Regions from separate parts of the Homo sapiens genome. Here all the other regions are linked to region 3. Evidence: chromatin loops called from intact Hi-C (ENCODE). Cell type or tissue: Calu3. All regions are shown on one strand. Links, peaks and the distances in the headings refer to the core of each region. The heading gives the core; the rest is flanking DNA.

The links. Peaks named below come from ENCODE experiments on the same cell type or tissue, not always from the same donor. Only the 100,000 strongest peaks of a DNase experiment are listed, where the experiment ranks them.
Region 1: it touches region 3 in a loop (7-fold over the local background); 8 of 110 quality-filtered maps call a loop at or near these places.
Region 2: it touches region 3 in a loop (8-fold over the local background); 12 of 110 quality-filtered maps call a loop at or near these places.

The regions. Positions count from the first base shown.
Region 1 is chr7:97,101,267-97,106,874 of GRCh38, forward strand. No RefSeq gene overlaps it. Among named protein-coding and RNA genes, the nearest start is that of SDHAF3, 14 kb to the right of the region's middle. In Calu3, for the core only: a CTCF peak has its summit at 3,540 (motif pointing right); a DNase peak (open chromatin) is centred at 3,565.
Region 2 is chr7:97,842,355-97,847,962 of GRCh38, forward strand. No RefSeq gene overlaps it. Among named protein-coding and RNA genes, the nearest start is that of ASNS, 27 kb to the right of the region's middle. RefSeq lists a silencer at 4,207-4,387. In Calu3, for the core only: a CTCF peak has its summit at 3,376; no DNase peak of the experiment used is centred there.
Region 3 is chr7:98,010,805-98,017,104 of GRCh38, forward strand. No RefSeq gene overlaps it. Among named protein-coding and RNA genes, the nearest start is that of OCM2, 24 kb to the left of the region's middle. In Calu3, for the core only: no CTCF peak of the experiment used is centred there; a DNase peak (open chromatin) is centred at 2,797.

The DNA of each region.
Region 1 (5,608 bases), core at 609-5,608, 910 kb before region 3:
TATTCAACATAGTACTGGAAGTCCTAGTCAGAGCAATAAGACAAGAGAAAGAAACAAAAAGCATCCAAATCAGTAAAGAGGAACTCAAACTGACACTGTTCACCAATTATATGTTTGTATACCTAGAAAACCCTAAAAACTCATCCAAAAAGCTCCTAGATTTGATAAACGAAGTCAGTAAAGTTTCAGGATACAAAATCAATGTACACAAATCAGCAGCACTGCTATACACCAACAATGACCAAGCTGAGAATCAAATCAAGAACTCAACCCCTTTTACAACAGGTGCAAAAAAAAAGGAAATATTTAGGAATATGCCTAACCAGGGAGATAAAAGATCTCTGAAAGGAAAACTATAAAACACTGCTGAAAGAAATCATAGATGGCACAAATAGAAACACATCCCATGCTCATAGATGGGTAGAATCAATATTGTGAAAATGGTCATACTGCCAAAAGCAATCTACAAATTCAATGCAATTCCCATCAAAATACCATCATCATTTCTCATCGAACTAGAAAAAACATTCCTAAAATTCATATGGAACCAAAAAAGAGCCTGCATAGCCAAAGCAAGACTAAGCAAGAACAAATCTGGAGGCATCACATTACCCAACTTCAAACTATACTACAAGGCTATAGTTACCAAAAAAGCAAGGTACTGGTATAAAAATAGGCACATAGACCAATGGAACAGACTACAGAACCCAGAAACAAAGCCAAATACTTATAGACAACTGACATTTTTTTTTTTTTTAAGACAGGGTCTTGCTCTGTCGCCAAGGCTGGAGTGCAGTGGTGCGATCTCGGCTCACTGCAAGCTCCGCCTCCCAGATTCATGCCATTCTCCTGCCTCAGCCTCCCGAGTAACTGGGACTACAAGCGCCCGCCACCACACCTAGCTAATTTTTTGTATTTTTAATAGAGACGGGGTTTCACTGTGTTAGCTGGGATGGTCTCGATCTCCTGACCTCGTGATCTGCCCACCTCGGCCTCCCAAAGCTGGGATTACAGGCATGAGCCACCACACCCGGCCGACAACTGCCCTTTAACAAAGCAAACAAAAACATAAAGTGGGGAAAAGACACTGTATTCAACAAATGGTGTTGGGGTAATTGGCAAGCCACATGTAGAAGAAGGAAGCTGGATCCTCATCTCTCACCTTATACAAAAATCAGCTCAAAATGGATCAAAGACTTAAATCTAAGACCTGAAACCATAAAAATTCTAAAAGATAACCTCAGAAAAACAATTCTAGATATTGACTTAGGCGAAGACTTCATGACCAAAAGCAAATGCAACAAAAACAAATAGATGGTACCTAATTAAACTAAAAGGCTTCTGCACAGTAAAAGAAATAATCAGCAAACAGACAGCCCACAGAGTGGAAGAGTATCTTTGCCAGCTATGTATCTGATAAAAGACTCATATCCAGAATCTACAAGGAATTCAAAAAAATCAGCAAGAAAAAAACAAATAACCCCATCAAAAAGTGGGCAAAGGACATGAATAGACAATTCTCAAAAGAAGATATACAAATGGCCAACAAACATGAAAAAATGCTCAACATCACTAACGATCAGGGAAACGCAAATCGAAACTGCAGTGCAAAACCACCTTACTTCTGCAAGAATGGCCATAGATGTTGGCATGGATGTAGTAAAAAGGAGCACTTTTACATTGCTGTTGGGACTGTGAACTAGTACAACCCCTATGGAAAACAGTATGGAGAGTCCTTAAAGAACTAAAAGTAGAACTACCACTTGATCCAGCAATCCTACTACTGAGTATCTACCCAGAGGAACAGAAGTCATCATCCAAAAAAGACACTTGCTCATGCATGTTTATAGCAGCGCAATCTGCAATTGCAAAAATATAGAACCAGCCCAAATGCCCTTCAATCAATGAGTGGATAAAGAAACTGTGGTGTGTATATATATATATACATACACACACACACACACACACACACACACCATGGTATTATATTACATATATATGTTATATATATATGTTTTATATATATATGTTTTATATATATATGTTTTATATATATATGTTATATATATATATAAATGACATCAGTTTTCTCCAAAGACTTTTCTCTCTCCATGTATCTGTGACATATTTCTTTCTCTTGATATATGTCATTGTCAAGGAATCCTTGTTTTGACACTTCTTTTGTAAATCAGTTGCTTTTTCTCCTTGCCATTGCCCCACCTGCTTAGACTCTGTATCTCTCAGTTAAAGGATTGCAACAGTCTTCTAATTGCATTTCCTTTCTTTAGTTTTTTTTCTACCTCCAATTAATAGGACATAACATATATAGTATTCCATGGAATATATAGTATTCCATGGAATACTACTCAGCCATAAAAAGGAACAAAATAAAGGCATTCGCAGCAACTTGGATGGAGTTGGTGATCATTATCTAAGTGAAGTAACTCAGGAATGGAAAACCAAACATCATATGTTCTTACTTATAAGTGAGAGCTAAGCTATGAGGATGCAAAGGCATAAGAATGATATAATGGACTTTGGGTACTTGAGCGGAGGGGTGGGAGGAGGGTGAGGGATAAAAGACTACACATTGCGTACAGTGTACACTGCTCGGGTGATGGGTGCGCCAAATCTCAGAAATCACCACTAAAGAACTTTTCTGTGCAACCAAACACCATTTGTTCCCCCAAAACTGCTGAAATAAACAACAACAACAAAACAGAATAGATACTGTAAATTCATTCTAATTTGAGGAGGACAGAGAGAAGGGAGATAATGTCCCTTGTCAATTTTTTTGCATTTGTTTATATATTTACTGACTTTTGCTTTCTGTAGGTTAAATGACAATGGCCTTATGAAGTTGATATCTTTGTCTGAATTATTTAGATTGTTTTCCTTCAATTTTAAGAGTGCTATGTACTATGAAAGTACAGTGCTATGAAAAAGTGAGTTAGTAATAGTGTGGCTGCCAGTTGCCTTTGATTACAATGTGACTTTATATCCTGGGGGCACAGGTTGTACTCTGAGGACAGTGGGAAAGCTTTGGAAGATGGTGGGCTGTGGGAGACACCTGAGTGAAGCCATGTTTTAAAAAGATCAATTTGAATATGTTATGTCCTATTAATTGGAGGTAGAAAAAAAACTAAAGAAAGGAAATGCAATTAGAAGACTGTTGCAATCCTTCAACTGAGAGATACAGAGTCTAGGCAGGTGGGGCAATGGCAAGGAGAAAAAGCAACTGATTTACAAAAGTAGCGTCAAAACAAGGATTCCTCGACAATGACATGTATCAAAAGAAGGAAAGATGTCACAGATGCGTGGAGAGAGAAAAGTCTTTGGAGAAAACTGATGAGTTTAGCTTGGAACAGAGACTCTGAAAGGATGACAGGACACCCAGTTTGGACTTATCCTGTGGTTATATAGAGAGCAAGACTCTTAACTGTGGAGAGGTCAGAGGTGTGTGTATGAGGCTTGGAACAGCTTTTTGAGAAGCTATGCTGGCGGTTTTCCAGATAAGGGTCCAGTGAGGCCTTTGAAGTGGTTAGAATGGGCTTGGCCAGGCGGGGGCAGCAGAGCATCAGTAATTGCTGGGGACAGCTGGCCGGGACAAGAGCGCTGACAGGGAGTCATGTTTGGATTGAGCCTTCGCACTTGTTCACATTTGTGGGCTGGAAGAACTACAGCCAGTTAAGAAGACAGAGGGAGTGGGGTCCTGAAGGTGGGATCGCCTGGGCAGCACAAATGTGTGGAAGGCAAAGATGCAAAGACTTCTAGGAAGTCAGGAGGGGGTAGGAGTGTGAACAGAAGCAAATGACTAGTGACTTTGAAGAAAGAGATTTCAGAAGAATAGTGAGGCCAACACCAGGTTAAAAGGGGTCAAATGGGCTGGGCGTGGTGGCTCAAGGCCTGTAATCCCAACACTGGGAGGCTGAGGCGGGTGGATCACTTGAGGTCAGGAGTTCTGGACCAGCCTGGCCAATATGGTGAAACCCCATCTCTACTAAAAATACAAAAATTAGCCTGCAATCCCAGCTACTTGGGAGGCTGAGGCAGGAGAATCGCTTGAACCTGGGGAGGTGGAGGTTGCAGTGAGCCAATATCACACAACTGCACTCCAGCCTGGGTGACAAAGCCAGACTCAGTCTCAAAAAAAAGAGGAGGCAGGGGATTAAATGAGGAATGGGTATGGAGATGGAGAAAGTGGGAATAGGAATGTATATTTTCAAGTCAATGAAAAAAAGCAGAGTAACAGGATGGTCGCTTAAAGGGGAGGCAGAATAGAGAGATTTTCTTTTAACCTGAAGTATTCTCGTGAGTGTTTGTGAGCTCAATGAAATAATATCATGAAGAAAATAATTGAAAATGCCTGTGAGAGAAAGAACAAGGGGTTATGAAGACACTCCTCAGAAGAGTTGGGATATAATCAAGAGTTCTGGTGGAAAGTTTGGGTTGAAGGAGAGTAGGAAGGAAGAAGATATAGATAATGGAGATTTTATGGATCTTTATTAAGAGTGCCAACATTGTACAGTCAGCCCTTCATATCCATGCGTTCTGCATCACAGATTTAACCAACTCAGGATCAAAAATGTTCAGAAAAACAATTGCACCTGTACTGACATATACAGACTTTTCTTTGTCATTATTCCCTAAACAATATAGTATAACAACTATTTATATTGTATTAGGTATTATAAGTAATCTAGAGATTATTTAAGATATACGGGAGGATGTGTATAGGTTATTTGCAAATAACTATGCCATTTTTTATCATATACTTGAGCATCTGCAGATTTTGGTACCTGGGGAGCAGAGGAGAAGCACTGGAACCAATTCCCCATATATATCAAGAGATGATTGTATAAGTAAGCTGTATTCCAAATGTTCATTAGTTATCTGGAAAAGTTAAATCATTTTCCTGGAGAAACATGTGGTATTGCGGATATGGCATGTGGAAAGATTCTGGGCTGTGCTCTTCAGATCATGACATTATAATCACCTCCCCCTACTTTATAAATGTGGATATAACTCAAAGTTATGTTTTTACTGTTTTCACTTTACATTCTCCTCCTCAGAGAGAAGTTTCACTTTTACGGTTTAAAATATTCTTAACTATATAACAATATTTTCCCCCATTGTTGCAAGGACTCTTTAGTACAGAAAAGGCTGAACATTTAATAATTAGTTTTTAACACAGTGCCGTAATATCTTGTGTACTTTCCCAGAACTCAAATGTCTCCAAGATGGGAATTTAGATCACTGGTTCTGAATCCTGGCTGCACATTAGAATCACTTTGCCTGGAGCTTCTAAGCAATATCAATGTCTCAGCCCACCCTTGGAGGTTTGAATTGAGGCCTCATTCAAGCAGTTTAGAATGAGGCCTAAGAAACAGTATTTTATTATTTTTTTTTTTTACCAGTTTCACAGGTGAATGTAATATACAGCAGATGTTGAGAGCCACTGACTTAGACGATTAAAGGAACTGCACTGACACTATTAGGTAAATTTTCAATGCATCATGTAGGGTAGGCTGCCCCATTCAAACTCAGTGTGATTAAAATAAAATGCATTTCCACAAGCAGTTTTCTCTCCGGACTTTCTGTCTTCAAT
Region 2 (5,608 bases), core at 609-5,608, 170 kb before region 3:
TGACCCCACCCACATCCTGCTGATTGGCCCATTTTACAGAGAGCTCATTGGCCCATTTTACAGAGAGCTGATTGGTCCGTTTTGACAGGGTGCTGATTGGTGCATTTACAAACCTTGAGCTAGACACAGAGTGCTGATTGGTGCATTTACAATCCTGTAGCTAGACACAAAAGTTCTCCAAGTCCCCACTAAATTAGCTAGACACAGAGCACTGATTGGTGTGTTTACAAACCGTGAGCTAGACACAGAGTGCTGATTGGTGCATTTACAATCCTCTAGCTAGACATAAAAGTTCTCCAAGTCCCGACCAGATTAGCTAGATACAGAGTGCTGACTGGTGCATCCACAAACCCGGAGCTAGACACAGAGTGCTGACTGGTGCATATACAATCTTCCAGCTAGACATGAAAGTTCTCCCAGTCCCCACCCAACTCAGGAGCCCAGCTGGCTTCACCTAGTGGATCAGGTGTGGGGGGCTTTGGGTGGAGCTGCCCACCAGTCCTGTGCCACGTGCCCACACTCCTCAGCCCTTGGGCAGTCGATGGGACCAGGCGCTGGGGAGTAGGGGGCGGCTCCCCTCTAGGGGAGGCTTGGCCATCCGTGGTGGCGGGGGGGCCCTCGGGCATGGCGGGCTGCAGGTCCAGAGCCCTGCCCCGCAGGGAGGTGGCTGAGGCCCAGCGAGAATTCGAGCACAGCGCAGGCGGGCAGGCAGTGCTGGGGGACCCAGTGCACCCTCCGCAGCTGCTGGCCCGGGTGCTAAGCCCTTCACTGCCCGGGGCCAGCGGCGCCAGCCGGCTGCTCAGAGTGCGGGCCCACCGAGCCTGCACCCACCTGGAACTCGCGCTGGCCTGTGAGCACCATGTGCAGCCCTGGTTCCCGCTGGCGCCTCTCCCTCCACACCAACCAGCAAGCAGAGGGAGCCGGCCCCTGCTTTGCCCAGCCCAGAGAGGGGCTCCCACAGTGCAGCAGCAGGCTGAAGGGCGCCTCAAGCGCGGCCAGAGTGGATGCGGAGGCTGAGAGCGAGCGAAAGCTGCTAGCACATTGTCACCTCTCACTTTCGCATTGCTACAAAGGAATACCTGACACTAGGTAACTGATAAAGAAAAGAGGTTTATTTGGCTGACAGTTCTGCAGGCTGTACAAGCATGGCACCAGCATCTGCTAGGCTTCTGGGGAGACCTCAGGGAACTTTTGCTCACAGCAGAAGACAAAGGAAAAGCAGGCAGGTCACATGGCCAGAGAGGGAGCAAAGAGTGGGGGCAGGGGTGGGGGGAGAGTCTAGATTCTTTTAAACAACCAGATCTCATGTGAACTAACTGAGCAAGAACTCACTCATCAACAAGGGGATGGCACTAAGCCATTCATTCGTAAGAGATCTGACCCCATGACCCAAATACATCCCACTAGGCCCACCTCCAACATTGGAGGTCACATTTCAACATAATTTTGGAGGGGACAAACATCTAAACCATATTACTGCCCAAAGAAGAACTCACATTTCCCCCCCTTTCCCAGTGGCCCTTCCCAACCCTTGCTTTCTCCTGTATTCACTATTTCTGCTAGGGAGACGACCTCCCCCACCACTAGCCAAAGTGAATCAGAGTCAGGGTGGAGCACGGGAAATAGTGTATTTCAATGTCAGGAAGATGGAAGAAAGGTGGCTTTGCAATGCAATCCAAGGTCTGTGACATTACGTATCACATGGCACAATATGACAAAGATGTGTACAAGGTCATTAGCTGGGGTTTTGGTTTTAATCTATGACCACAAAAAGAGCTAAACTACAAATTAACAGATGCACAAGATTCAGATGTTAAAACCAATAGAAAAATTCCCGTTTGTTGAACAGTCAGTTGAGGATCATCCTACCCCACCGTGTGGTCATTTGGGAGCATACAACCTATATAACTCCTGTGCCAAATAAAACAGATAATGTCTTACATTATCCTTGGTCACAGAATAATGTAATAGGATTGCTATAAGGTTGCCTTCAGTGTGTTTAGCAAAGCTCCCAAGCTAGCAGTTCATTGAATTTGATCTGGTCAGTTGGTACAGAGCCCCAGAAACCCAGCCACTTTATGCAATAATGAATCATTCTTTTTTTTTTTTTTTTTTTGAGATGGAGTTTCACTCTTGTTGTCCAGGCTGGAGTGCAGTGGCGCGATCTTGGCTCACCACAACCTCCGCCTCCTGGGTTCAAGTGATTCTCCTGCCTCAGCCTCCCGAGTAGCTGGGATTATAGGCATGCACCACCAGGTCCGGCTAATTTTGTATTTTTAGTAGAGATGGGGTTTCTCCATGTTGGTCAGGCTGGTCGCCAACTCCCAGCCTCAGTTGATCCGCCCGCCTCAGCCTCCCAAAGTGCTGGGATTGCAGGCGTGAGCCACCGCGCCCGGCCTAAATCATTCTTTTTCACTGTGTTTTCTTCTCACTCCCTGAAATGGACCAACAGACATGCTGGGTTCTTACCTGCCCCTCCACTTTCAAACCTGCTGCTCCATAACTTCCAACATTTCCACTAAATCCACTACCTGTGAGTTCAATTCTGTGAAGCATAAAGTTAATAGATAGAGGATACAGCTTTGCTGGTAGGAACTAAAGGCACTTCTTACATAGAAAGAAGGTCATCGTAATGGGGGCTCACCAAGTTCTATGAATCATCTGTCTACATATGCAAATTGCCTTGTAATATGGAGCTCTTTTCTGTGGTATCCATTATAATTGACAGACGAGTCTGTTGGCCACAAATTGACCATCTTCTTGTTCAGTGTTTGGGCTGCTTATACATTGTTTCTTCAGCCATAAAATGGGGATGGTACCAACAGTGGGTGCCTCCCAGAATTGTCATAGAGACTGAGTATGGTTGTACACCAGTGTTAGGTGCACAGTAAGTCATCAGTACACATTAGCTGGTATTATGTGTAAACTAAGTGCTCAATACACATTTTGTCTTTTAGCTACATTTGCATAAACTGAGACAAGCCAGGGTTTAGTAGAGTGGGTAATTATGAAAATGAGTTTATGTAGATTTTTGCTACATTCAAAAAGCAAATAGCAGATTTGAGGTTGTTCACATCTTTTCTTACCTTCCAGATTATAAAGGATCTCACTTATGTAAGAATACACATCGTGCAGGTATGTTTAGGCTAGTGGATCAAAGAAGAGGGAGATAAAAGGTTCACAAAAACAATACATATACAAGTTCATAGTGGCCTGTACAACAGTCATATGATGTCTACAAGTTAAAACTGCTCACTAATTACTTATAGCTAATTATTAAAACTGCTCACTAATTACTTATAGCAAATTATAGAGCTTCGGTGCGTGGGTGATTTTATGAAATAAAGATGTCATCTCTTCAATTTAGCATAAAAGTTTCCCCACACCACTACCTTTCAGAAAAGGCATAAAATTGCCTCCAGAGAAAAATATGTGTTGTTGCTGCCACCCTGTGGTTTTGTTTTATATTGTAGCCCTCAGATAGTAAATAAATATTTTATACTGCCACAAGCAATTTGTAAAATATACTGGCAATTTCTAGGTATGGCTTTCTTAGTATTATTAAAAATTCACCAAGTTGCAAAGAGGACTATGAATTAATTTATCAGTATCAATTTATTGACTAGGTAGGTCCTGAAATCAGGTAAAAACTCACAAAGATCAAAATCACATCTAAGTCACAGAAGATCTAAATTACTCCACTGATGCATACATATACATGCTCATGGCAAATTTTAAAAATTAAAATAGTATCTTATGCTTAAATTTATAGATATCCTAAATAACTTATGAGCTACCCATAAAATAGGCCATATACTCCCATTAACAAGACAGAAGTAGAGAAAAAATATGGAATTATAATTTTTCCATGTATGTAATTATATTCTATAGTCTATCCCTTTGAAAAGTAACACAGAGTAGGGGTTAAGCATAAGGTCTCTAAAACCCTGAAACCTGGGATCCAATATCCCACTTCTATTAGGTGTTAGCTATGTGACCTCAGGCACGCAATGTAACACCTCTGTATGTTGCTTTCCTTATCCACAAAACATGGATGAGCTCAAAGGAACAAACTTCACAAACTGTTGTGAAGACTGATTATACCTTTTAGAGCAGTCCTTGGCACTCAGGAAGGGTAACCAATTAATGTTAACACTTACTCTGTATAACCACAATTATAATGGTATGAGCCAAATTGGCTTTATTGCTCGAAATCAACCCTTTCCCTACAAACTGTTCCCTTTCTCACCTGTGCTCAGATACTGATTCTCCCAGTTCTTTCAATCTGCCTCCTTCTGCCAACACATTGATGACTTGGCGGCTGATGAGCCCTGAAGGGTAATTTTCTGCTGGAGTTGGAGGCCCTCAAGTGACTGACCACAGGATGTCAAAATTGCTCCTAAGTAGGGCTTGCTATATTTCTTCTGTTTTATTCTTTTTGAATATGTTTTGTTGTTGCCGCAGTTATTCTATTCCTGCTGAATTATGCAGTGGACAGATGGGGAGCAGATCACTTTTTTCTTAGTTCATGAAGTGCCGTCTCCAGCCCTGAAATAGATTTCCACATAAGTACATCACCCAGAGATCCTAAACTCTGGGCTTGGAATCCTTGCACAATGGAATTCCACAGTTGTAACCTTCCAAAGGGGGTGAATATATTTCTTGCATAGGAGAGTGAATTCAGTATTTTGTTACCGAAGAGCAGATTTGGGGAGTCACTAGTGCTATTCTCCAGATATTTTATTTTCCTTTCTGGTACATGCTCCTTTGAAGTTAGGTGTGGCCACGTGACTTACATGTAATGTGAACAAAAGTGATGTGTCACTTCAGAGTGGAAGCTTTAAGTTTCAGTAAATAATTCACCACTTTCTCCATCCCCTGCCTTGCTGATGGTGGAATTATGTCAAGGTCGTCCCTCCATCAGCCTCGGTTCCAGAGTGCTTATAACCCCCTCAACAATGTGCAGAGCCCCCCATGGGCTAAGGTGGACACATAGTTTGAGAAAAAAAAAAAAAAACCTTTTGTGACAATGCACTGAAATTTTGGAATTGTTTTTTCAGTATCACCTAGCTCATGCCATTACAGAAAACAGTTAGCCTCACTGCCATCCCTGGGAGATTCCCTGCAATCCCTGTTCTTGCTCCCAATAAAAGCCCTTTCCCTTAGTCTCCCAACTCACACCAGAGACCCAGGATATAGTTTCAGGCTGACATTGCAAGACAATATTTAGAAAAGAACAACTCAAAGGCTCTGCAGTCAACCTACCTAGCTAATTTGAGGTTCCACCACTTACTAATTAGCCAAATGACTGAGCAACGTATTTAATATGTGTAAAATGGGGGTAACAGTGTTCATCTGTTTCAGTTACTATGCCTGTGTAAGAAACCACAAAACTTAATGGTGTCAAACAAGCTTTTTTATTATGCTCACAGATTTGTGAATGAAGAACTTGGACAGAGCACACAACAGGGATGGCTCATCTCTCCTTCCCATGCATGGGCTCCAGGTAGAATACTCAAAGATTAGCAGCTGGAACCATCTGGAGCCTCACTCCCTGACACAGCTGGCAGTTGGTGGCTGCTGTTGGCTGTCGACTAAGCCCTTTGCT
Region 3 (6,300 bases), core at 648-5,647:
AGCCTGAGCAGCAGAGTGAGACCCCATGTCTACAAAAATGTAAAAAGTTAGCTAGGCATGGTAGCGCATGCCTGCAGTTCCAGCTACTTGGGAGGCCGAGGTGGGAGGATTGCTTGAGCCAAGGAATTCATGACTGTAGTGAGATACAATTGTGCCACTGCACTCCAGCCTGGGTGACAGAGAGAGAACCTGTCTCCAAAAAATAATAATTTAAAAAAACCCTCATGTTCTTATCTAGATATGACCTTGAATGTATAGAAAGAAGCTCAGGAGACAGGATATCCCATCCTATCTTGGGCTTTTCTAGCTGTCTGCCCTTGGGAAATTCACTTAATCTCTCAGAACATCAGTTTTCTTATTTTTATTTTATTTATTTATTTTTTGAGAGACAGAGAGTCTCTCTCTGTGCCCCAGGCTGGAGTGCAGTGGTGCCATCCTAGCTTACTGCAACCTCCACCTTCTAGGTTCAAGCAATTCTCGTGCCTCAGCCACCCGAGTAGGTGGGATTACAGGCCCATACCACCATGCCCAGCTAATTTTTGTATTTTTAGTAGTGATGGGGTTACACCATCGCTACATTTCTCCTGGCTATCGTTGGCCAGGCTGGTCTTGAACTGCTGACCTCAAGTGATCCACCCACCTTGGCCTCTCCAAGTGCTGGGATTACAGATGTGAGCCACCATGCCCAGCCTGATGTCAGCAAATTCTTTTTACCAACCCTCCAATCGACCACTTCTTGGTGCTGGGGCTCTGACACCTTGCTCACCTCAAGTGATCCACCTGCCTCAGACTCAGGAAGTGCTGAGATTACAGGTGTGAGCCACCATGCCTAGCGAGTTTTCTTTTTTTTTTCTCTCTTTTGAGATGTAGTTTCTCTCTTGTTGCCCAGGCTGGAGTGCAATGGCACGATCTTGGCTCACAGCAACCTCCGCCCCCCGGGTTCAAGCGATTCTCCTACCTCAGCCTCCTGAGTAGCTGGGATTACAGGCAAGTGCCACCCCGCCCAGCTAATTTTTGTATTTTTAGTAGAGACGGGGTTTCACCGTGTTGGTCAGGCTGGTCTCAAACTCCTGACCTCATGATTCACCCGCCTCAGCTTCCCAAAGTGCTGGGATTACAGGTGTGAGCCATCATACTTACCCTTAACATGCTCATATTTTCATTTACCTTCTTGAACACATCAAATAGTTGTAGTAGCTATTTTAATCTCTTTATTAATTCTATCTTTGTCATTTCATTTCATTGGTTTTTCTCCTCTTCCTGGGGTATAATCCTTGCTTCTTGGCATACCTGGTGATTATTACTTTTTAGAGACGGGATCTTGCTGTGTTGCCCAGGCTGGAGTGCAGCGGCACCACCATAGCTCACTGCAGCCTCAACCTCCTGGGCTTCAGCGATCCTCCCACCTCAGCCTCTCATCTGGTGGGGCCTACAGGTGTGCACCACCGCACCTGGCTAATTTTTTAGTTTTACTTTTGTAGAGATGAGGTCTTGCTATGTTGCCCAGTCTGGTCTTGAACTGCTGGCCTCAAGCAATTCTCCTGCCTCAGCCTCCCAAAGTGCTGTGATTATAAGTGTGAGCCAACACTTCCTGCCATGCCTGGTGATTTTTTACTGGACACCAGGTATTGTGAATTTTACCTGGTTGGGTGCTGAATATTCTTGTTTAAAAAATATATTCTTGAGCTTTATTCTGGGACATGGTTAAGTGACTTGGAAATGGCATAATCCTTTTTTTTTTTTTTTTTTTTTGAGAGGGAGTCTCGGTCTGTCACCCAGGCTGGACTGCAGTGACACAATCTCGACTCACTGCAACCTCTGCCTCCTGGGTTCAAGCGATGCACCCACCTCAGCCTCCCGAGTAGCTGGGACTACAGGTGCGCACAACCACGCCTGGATAATTTTTGTATTTTTAGTAGAGACGGGGGTTTCACCATGTTGGCCAGGCTGGTCTTGAACCCCTGACCTCAGGTGATCCACCCTCCTCGGCCTCCCAAAGTGCTGGGATCACCGGCATGAACCTCCGTGCCCAGATGCATGGTCCTTTTGAGACTTGCAGAACCCTTAGTCTAGGGCCAATTCTGCCGCACCACGAAAGCAATACCCCTCTGAATGCTTGACTCAGTGCTCTGTGTATTACGAGGTTTTTCACTTTGCCTGCTGGGAACACGAACGGTTCCCAGCTTTTTGTAGACTTTGGAATTATTCTGCCTGTTTCTATTGTGTGATTCCTTCCCCTGGTCTTGCTCGGATAATTTCCTCCATGCGTGAGCTGATCCCCCTCAGCTTCCGAGTCAAGAGGTTTCCTTTGCAAAGCTGCAGAGTTTGGTTTTTTTTGCATATCTCTCTTGCGGGATTCCATCCTGCAAATTCCAGCTGCTTTGGCCTGCTCAAACTTTTTTTTTTTTTTTTTTTTGAGATGGAGTCTCACTTTGTGGCCCAGGCTGGAGTGCAGGGGCGCGATCTCGGCTCACTGCAACCTCCGCCTCCCAGGTTCAAGTGATTCTCGTGCTTCAGCCGCCTGAGTAGCTGGGATTACAAGCATGCACCACCACGCCCAGCTAAATGTTTTGTATTTTTAGTAGAGACAGGGTTTCACCACGTTGGCCAGGCTGGTCTCGAACTCCTGACCTCAAATGATCCACCCACCTCGGCCTCCCAAGGTGCTAGGATTACAGGCGTGAACCACTGCACCTGGCCAGGCCTGCTCACACTTTCAGCTCTGTCTCCTGCACTCAGGGAGACCACTGGGCTCTGCTCGGCTGCCCTCCTCCCGCAGCAGCTGGAAACACTTTGCCTCATTGGTTTCTCCCCTAACAGAGATCACGGTCTTTAGTGCCACCTATTGACCGGTGTCTAAAAACTGCCTTTGCGTATGTGTTGTACGGTTTTGTAGGTATTTAAGGCAAGAGGGTTAATCCATCTTGGCCATAAGTTGGGGAAATCTCCACAATTTTTACAACATTTTGGGAGGCTGAGGTGGGAAGATTGCTTGAGGCCAGGAGTTCGAGACCAGCTCGGGCAACACAGCAAGACCCCCGTCTCTACAAGAAAATAAAAATACTAAAAGTAGCTGAGCATGACAATGTGCGCCTATAGTCTCAGCTATGTGGGAGGTTGAGGTGGGAGGATTGCTTGAGCCCAGGAGATCCAGGCTGCAGTGAGCCATGTTCGCACCACTGCACTCCAGCCTGGGTGACACAGTGAGACATTGTCTCAAGAAAAAAATAAAACATTTTAAGTTCCTGGAAGGGTGAGTTAAAGGCTATATAAAGAATTAAAGCTTTTTTAAAATGACATTCCCAAATTATTGGTCAAAAGGGAGCAGTGGGCTGGGTGTGGTGGCTCACACCTGTTATCCCAGCACTTTGGGAGGCCGAGGTGGGCAGATCACCTGAGGTCAGGAGTTTGAGACCAGCCTGGCCAACATGGCAAAACCCCATCTCTACTAAAAATACAAAAATTAGCCGGGCGTAGTGGTAAGCACCTGTAATCCCAGCTACTCAGGAGGCTGAAGCAGGAGAATCACTTGAACCCAGGAGGAGGAGGTTACAGTGAGCCGAGATGATGCCATTGTGCTCCAGCCTGGGCAACAAGAGCAAAACTCCATCTCAAAAAAAAAAAAGTGCATATATGTGTGCATGCAACAGAATACAGAATATTTATTTCCAGAGGAACCCTGACTTCTCCAGCCTCCTCGGTTTGTCCTTCTTTGTGGGCATGAATTACGCAGCTGCCTATAGATGTCACCAGAGGAAGGCACATCAGAGGGAATAAAAATCCCAGGGTGAGAACCACAGCACCGTGGCAGAGGGCACAAGCATGAGTGGAAAGGCCCTGTGTCAAACACAGAAGAGGGCTTTGTTTTAAATCAAGACATCTTGGCAAGGCCTAATGGCTCACACCTGTAATCCCAGCATTTTGGGAGTCTGAGGTAGGCTTGAGCCCAGGAGTTAGAGACCAGCCTAGGCAACATAGCGAGACCCTGTCTCTACCAAAAAAAAAAAAAAAAAAAAAATAGTTGGGCGTGGCGGCATGCATCTGTGGTTCCAGCTACTCGGGAGGCTGAGGCAGGAGGATCACTTGATCCCAGGAGTTTGAGGCTGCATTGAGCTACGATCACATCATTGCACTCCAGCCTGGGTAACAGAGTGAGACCCTGTCTCAACTAAAAAAAATAAAATAACATAAATAAAATAAAATAAAGTAAATTAAAATAAATAAATAAAATGAAGAAATAAAATAAAATAAAAACATCAGTCCACAGAACCCAAATCTTCACCCAAGGTAGAGTGACAACCTTACTAAAACAAATATTGTCATCAGCAACTGAACTAAACATGGTCCAAGGGAAGAGTGAATGAGGAAAGATTTGGTTATGCTCAGGGATTTGGACTAGTTTAACTGAGGTCAAATTTTTTCAGATTTTTCTTTTCAAAAGCTGGTTCTGGAGCGGAGTTCAGGAGCATGTTCTTCATAAAAAGTCTCTTTGTGGGTCGGCCCTGGTGGACGGGATTTCATTAATCTCACCAACCTCATTATCCAACATGCTGAATATGTAGCATCGATCAATGAATGAGATCCTCGGTCTCATGAAGTCAGCTTTCTGGGGAAGGAGAAAAGAAACACAAATAAACAAGGAAATAAACACCCAAGGTGGAAACAAGACGGCGTGAGGGTCAGGTTCCTTGAACTCACGTTCTTTTTTTTTCTTTTCTGAGACGCAGTTTCACTCTGTCACCCAGGCTGGAGTGCAATGGCGCGATGTCGGCTCACTGCAACCTCCGCCCCCCAGGTTCAAGTGATTCTCCTGCCTCAGCCTCCCGAGTAGCTGGGATTACAGGCACCTGCCACCATGCCTGGCTAATTTTCTTATTTTTAGTAGAGATGGGGTTTTACCATGTTGGCCAGGCTGGTCTCGAACCCTGACCTCAAGTGACCCACCCGCCTTGGCCTCCCAAAGTGCTGAGATTAGAGGTGTGAGCCACCACACCCAGCCGAGCTCACGTTCTTGAGTCACCCTCTGTCCTTTATAGAGAAGCAGTTTGGAGATTTCGTCCTGTGTGTCTGAGGCCGGGTGCTATGGCTCACGCCTGTAATGCCAGTAATCTCAGCACTTTGGGAGGCTAAGACGGGAGCATTGCTTGAGCCCAAGAGTTTGAGGTCAGCCTGGGCAACATAGTGAGGCTCTATCTCTTCAAAAAATAAAAAATTAGCCAGGTGTGGTGGTGCATGTCTGTGGTCCCAGCTACTCAGGAGGCTGAGGCAGGAGGATCACTTGAGCCCAGGAGGTCGAGGCTGCAGTGAGCCATGATTGCATTACTGCACTCAGCCTGGGCAACAGAGCAAGACATTGTCTCAAAAAAAAAGTATCTGAATCTCTTTTTGGCAAAGTAATCTGACATGTTTCTTGTTTCAAAGAATCAGCTTATTTTCAACCTGAAAGCCAACTAACTCTCACAGGGGAATACTGTATGTGGTGATTACTGCAGTGTGTGTTTGTGTGTTAAAGACTGCTTTGTCATGCAGACTACAGCTCCAGCCTCACCTCGCTGTAATTTACTGTGGATATTTTGCATTATGTAGGCAGCACCTTGTACCCAACAGAAAAGTTGGTGGGCGGGGCAGGGGAGGGAGGTGGGTGGGGTCCAGCCCCAACCCAGGTGTGCTATAAACTGGCTGACCTCAGATGAACCTTGTTATATTGCTGAGCCCAGGTTTTCTCAACTACAACCATAATAATAAGACTTTGCCTCTAAGTTGAACATGGGGAATAATGACCGTATGAAAATATAGACTCAGCCTGGGCAACGTCGTGCGACACCTGTCTCTGCCACAAATTTAAAAATTAGCCAGGCACAGTGGCTCACGCCTGTAGTCCCACTGCTTGGGGAGGTAGAGGCAAGAGGAATGCTTGAGGCAAGGAGTTTAAGACCAGCCTGGGTAACATAGCGAGACCCCATCTCTACAAAAAAGTTAAAAAGTTAGTGAGGCGTGATAGCATGTGCCCGTAGTCCCAGCTACTTGGGAGGCTAAGGCAGGAGGATCGCTGGAACCCCAGAAGTTCAAGGCTGCAGTGAGCTATAATCGCACCACTGCACTCCAGCCTGGGTGACAGAGCAAGACTATGTTGCCTCTGCTGGTCTCGAGACACCCTTGTAGTCTGCTGCCTACTGCATGTAGGATGTAGTTACATTGATAATCTTCATTGTTTTACAGATGGGGAAACCGAGGCTTGAATGATTTACCCAAAGTTAGCAAATGGTAGAGCTGAGACTTGAAGCAAGCTGACTCTAGCAT